Linked DNA regions of Homo sapiens: region 1 is linked to region 2. A link is a loop called in an ENCODE intact Hi-C map of the cell type or tissue named here. Cell type or tissue: transverse colon. All regions are shown on one strand.

Region 1 (2,500 bases), 48 kb before region 2:
TGTGCGTTTTAAATGGGAAATCCTTCATTATTTGTGTTAATCCAATTTTTAGTTATTTGTATTATTCCATTTGACGGTGGAGTTCTTTTAATGGATCAGTTTAAACAGATTATCAAGTTTTCAACACTATGTGGTTTGTATATAAAATATTCTTTTGTTGACTCATGACAGGTGCAGTTCAGCTTTACAAATGTTATGCCACATGGCTTTTTTGAATGATTGTGTACTCATTAGTGTTAGGTTTCCAAATCTTTGATATTCTAGAGAGAAGTGCCTTATTTAGAATTAAAACAGCAACAGTTTTCATTCTTCAGATAAGACAACTTGTGTGCTGAAGCATATCAAAATCTGAAAATCAAAATTTCTGGGAAATTTTTGAAAAAATGTTTAATTCTTTTATTTGCATCTGTTTGGACTCCAGTAACGTTTTTTAGAATGGCATATTCTTTTATGTTCTAATTCTTAATTATCTGGCAGATATAATCATTGTCAGACTTGTGTGTATGTTTTAAAAAAAACAAAGAACACCTGTCTTGAAAGCATGCAGTACTTTATATCAGCTGCTCATTCCCACATGACTTGTTGATGGGCATTTGTTCTTCAGTGCTTCAGGCTAAGGAGACTGAATGGATAAGTACTAGAGATACTTAATCATAAGTAATTGCAGTATTACATTCAGGCAGAATTATCCACACAACCCCTAAGCTCCATGGAACTTGTTCTTAAACTCCATGGGGTGGGTTTAAATCAGTTCTTTTGAAAGCAACCAGACTTTCCTCAAGTATAAGATGGCCACATAATGTAACAGACGCAGCTATGGATTTAGTACATTCGACTAGCAGCTGTTAGAGATGTGGTATTAGCAAATTCCTTCTCCATAAATTCTTTGAATTTTTTAAAAGCACAAATGTAGTAAAAGAAAGGAAAATATGTGTGAATGAAGTTAGGATGTATGGAGTCTGCTGAAGAATACCCTAGTGGTGAAGTTGGATTTTTTTTTTTTTTTGAGACTGAGTTTCTGATGCAGTGGCATGAGCTCAGCTCACTGCAAAACTCACTGCAAAACTCCGCCTCCCAGGTTAAAGCCATTCTCCTGCCTCAGCCTCCCGAGTAGCTGAGATTACAGATGCGTGCCACCTTGCCTGACTAATTTTTTTATTGTTTTTAGTAGACATGGGGTTTCACCATGTTGGCCAGGCTGGTCTTGAACTCCTGACCTCAAGTGACCTGCCCGCCTTGGCCTACCAAAGTGCTGAGATTACAGGCGTGAGCCACCACGCCCAGCTGGATTCTCTTTTAAGATATGTTTATAGTTGGCCGGGTACAGTGGCTCACGCCAGCACTTTGGGAAGCCGAGGTGGGCGGATCACAAGATCAGGAGATCAAGAACATCTTGGCCAACATGATGAAGCCCTGTCTCTACTAAAAATACAAAAATTAGCCGGGCGTGCTGGTGCTTGCCTGTAGTCCCAGCTACTCTGGAGGCTGAGGCAGGAGAATCGCTTGAACCCGGGAGGTGGAGGTTGCAGTGAGCTGAGATTGCGCCACTGCACTCTTGCCTGGGGTACAAGAGTGAAACTCCGTCTTGGGGGAAAAAAAAAGATGTTTATAGTCAGGTGGTGTGAATGTTATGCTGTCAAAGTTGAATGCAAATTTCAGATCTTTGCATGTACTCTCAGAATTCTAGCAGTATATGCAAATAGCTTCACTGGAGTGTAAAGCGATCCCGAAAGAAAGTTTTGGTAAGCACATTCTTTTACACCTAGTTTAGCAAGGACAGTATCCACTGTGGTACTCTATATGGAGAGCTAAAGCCTTAATTGACTGTCTCTCTGCTTCTTGGCATGGCACACAGAAAGCTTCCTGAGAGTTAGCCCTTGTTTCTGATGTCCCAGGAATGCTGTAGTGTTTTGTGTTGGTGTGTTTCTTTTGGTTTTAAGTAGTATTTGTTATGTGTTATATATTACATTTCCCATGAGTAGTTAATACATACAGCAGAGGTTTCAGTGCTGCTTGTATAAAGACATCAAACTATTTAATAGAGTTAGGACTATATGAACATTTTTTCTTACATTATCTTTCATTTGCAGTTTCCCAAGGTTTCTATGGTTCAGCCTTCTTCCTGAAAATTATTGCCAAAATCAAATTCTGCCATAGTCATGCTATCTGCTATGTTTGACAACCTCAGCCCACAGTGATCCTTCCTATCTCTAAATAAGCTTAGATCATAGTCTCTAGTTCAGTTTAGTACAACACCCATTTATTGAGTATCTATGACGTGTCAGGCACTGTTCTGTGTGCTAGGGTTGCAAAATGGGTAAAACATCGCCAGTCCTTAAAGAGCCAGGGTAATTGACTCCGATTTACATTGGGCTTTAGTTGTTAGGTGTCAGTGCATTGTATTTTCTCAATGATAATAAACATTTTGTTGGTAACAGAGGCTGAATTTAATTTTTTTGTATCTTTCCAGAGGTGATTCTAGTAAATATTCAGTTTATCT
Region 2 (2,500 bases):
TTAATCAGATTTGTGCTCAAGAAATCTTTTTTTTTTTTTTTTGATACAGAGTCTTGCTTTTGTTGCTCAGGCTGGAATGCAGTGGCATGATCTCAACTCACTGCAGCCTTTACCTCCTGGGTTCAAGCAAGCACATCGGCTAATTTTTGTATTTTTTTTTTTAGTAGAGACAGAGTTCCGCCATGTTGGCCAGGCTGGTCTCAAACTCCTGATCTCAAGTGATCTGCCCTCCTCAGTCTCCCAAAGTGCTGGGATCACAGGCATGAGTCAGCACGACTGGCAAGAAGTCTTTGGTGGTTTGGGTTTGGAAATGATAGAATCAAATAGAAAGAAAAGATTGTACACTCAAAGAAATAGCACCTGCTTTGAGGTCTTCCTGCTGGCTTAACCCTGGGGTGTTACATGGTACTGCTCTGACTCAGCTTTTAGGATCGCCACTGGAAGAGCTTTTCATATAATGTCTATACAGTGAAATGACTTAAGATTTTTCTTTTAAGAAGTGCCATTGCCAGAGTATTAGTGTTTAGGATTCTCCAGAGAAACAGAACTATTAGGAGATAGAGAGATAGAGATGTATTATAAGGAATTGACTCACACGATTAAGAAAGCTGGTGAGTTCAGAATCTGCAGTATGGGCTAGCAGGCTGGAGACCCAGGAGAGTCGACGATGCCAGTGAAGTCTGCAGGGCAGTCTGCTGGAGGAGTTTCCTCTTGGAGAGGAGGCCAGTCTTTGTGTTTTATTTAAATGATCAGGTGAGGCCCGCCCTCATTATGGAGGGCAGTCTGCTTTACTGAAAGTTCACAAATTTAAATGTTAATCTCATCTTAAAAACCCTCCAAGTTGACACATAAAATTAACCCTCACAGCTAGGTTTATTTGGAATTCCATGATACTTGGTTGGGTCTTTTTGTACTTTCATTTTCAATGGTCTGTTTTGTATATAACCATTTAGTTAAGCCAGGTCACAAAATATAACCAGGACTTCAGCTGGCTGTGCTCTTGTCAGAACCCATATTTGATCGATTTACTATATACTTTGCTGTGTGTATGGGTGAGTGGGTCTGTAAAATGCTGATATGTGTTCTTTATCCACCCCCACCTCCCACCCCCCATTTTCTCTTAAATTCCTTAAAAAATTGGTGAAGGAACTAAGACATTGCTGCAAAGATGCTATTTTATGGGATATATTCTTCTCTAGGGTAGACTCTGCGAAGCAGCTGTACAGCAGCGGTCTGCTGTGAAGGGTAAACATGTAGCCTTTCTCCACTAGAAAGCCTGCGCTGCCGTTGTATGTTTAGGCTTGAGCCTCAGCGGCTAGTGCAGCCTCGCAGTAATGCATGCTGACGTGAGTCCTGGTCAAGGAAAAATGTCTTTTGAGCAAGAGACAAACTGGACAGAATGCCAGCAAGCTAAATATAACTCCTTAGAGAGCCAGACATGCATAAACTAGTTCTTAGTGAGCAACACATCAGATTCAGAGTGGAAACATTTTCTAAAAGAACTTCTTTTCCTTCTTGGCTTACTGTAATGAGTATAAACCCAAATTAATTTAATTTTTCGTGGAAAGCTAAGACAACCATTGATTTTTCTCTCAGCATCTCTGCAGTTAAATGTTAGTAGCCATTGTTAATGTTGGAAGCCTCCCGTCTCCCAGTGCCCCAGCATTCTGTTCATGAGTCAACAAGTCTGCTCTGCTATTCCGATGAGTTTCACTACCACAAGGAAAGAGGACGGGGAGTTTGCACATTCAAACCTTGACGAATCTGGGAGTTCAGTTTTTCATGGACCCTCACTCTGCTTCAGGATGCTCACGCCATTATGTGAAAACTCTTAGCAAAATCCATCAAAATGAGCCAGGCTCTATGGAATCAGGAAATTTGTGGGCTGAGACTAACATTACCTCAATATCTGTTATGGCTTAAATGTATTGTTTTAATAATATTTTATGTTAGTTCTTTTTGCCTGAAGCTGTAGAAGCATTTTATAGCCAGTAACTCTTCAGAATAGTACAGGAAAGCAGGCGTCATCCTCATGCTCAACAATAGAGCTGTGTTTCTGTGCACCAACCGCAGATGCTGGGTCTGGCCCCCACAGAAGGAGTGCCTCAGTAGGGCATCCCAAATGGGGCTGTGCATAGCGTCACTCCAGAGGCTGGGGACAGTGCAGATCCAGACCTTTCCCAGCCTGTTGAGTTAGAACTGGGGGACTGTGCTCCAGGGCGTGAGGAGGTGGGTTGGGAAATGGTATTTTAAACAAGCGAAGTGATTGTCATATAACTTGTCTGGCATCAGATCCGCAGACTCTGGCAGAGTTTCCGGAAGGTCTCTCAAAACTGAAATAAGAAACTGCAGTTGTTGTCCACAGCTGCTAAAATTGTTCCAAATTAGGAAAGGGAAGGGGAAACAGAACACAGTAGTTCCAGAGAAGAATCTGAGGAGCCGTGTGAGCTAGGAAGGCCATTGTGAGCAGAAGCGAGTCAGTATTTCCTCATTTCCTCTC

What was found. Peaks named below come from ENCODE experiments on the same cell type or tissue, not always from the same donor. Only the 100,000 strongest peaks of a DNase experiment are listed, where the experiment ranks them.
Region 1: it touches region 2 in a loop (4-fold over the local background); 45 of 110 quality-filtered maps call a loop at or near these places.

Annotation. Positions count from the first base shown.
Region 1 is chr11:134,071,324-134,073,823 of GRCh38, forward strand. All of the region lies in intron 1 of JAM3 (junctional adhesion molecule 3), which reads left to right. Among named protein-coding and RNA genes, the nearest start is that of JAM3, 3.5 kb to the left of the region's middle. In transverse colon, no CTCF peak of the experiment used is centred here; no DNase peak of the experiment used is centred here; H3K27ac peaks cover 737 bases; H3K27me3 peaks cover 1,520 bases.
Region 2 is chr11:134,118,944-134,121,443 of GRCh38, forward strand. All of the region lies in intron 1 of JAM3 (junctional adhesion molecule 3), which reads left to right. Among named protein-coding and RNA genes, the nearest start is that of SNORD153, 31 kb to the right of the region's middle. In transverse colon, no CTCF peak of the experiment used is centred here; a DNase peak (open chromatin) is centred at 1,298; H3K4me3 peaks cover 385 bases; H3K27ac peaks cover 2,500 bases.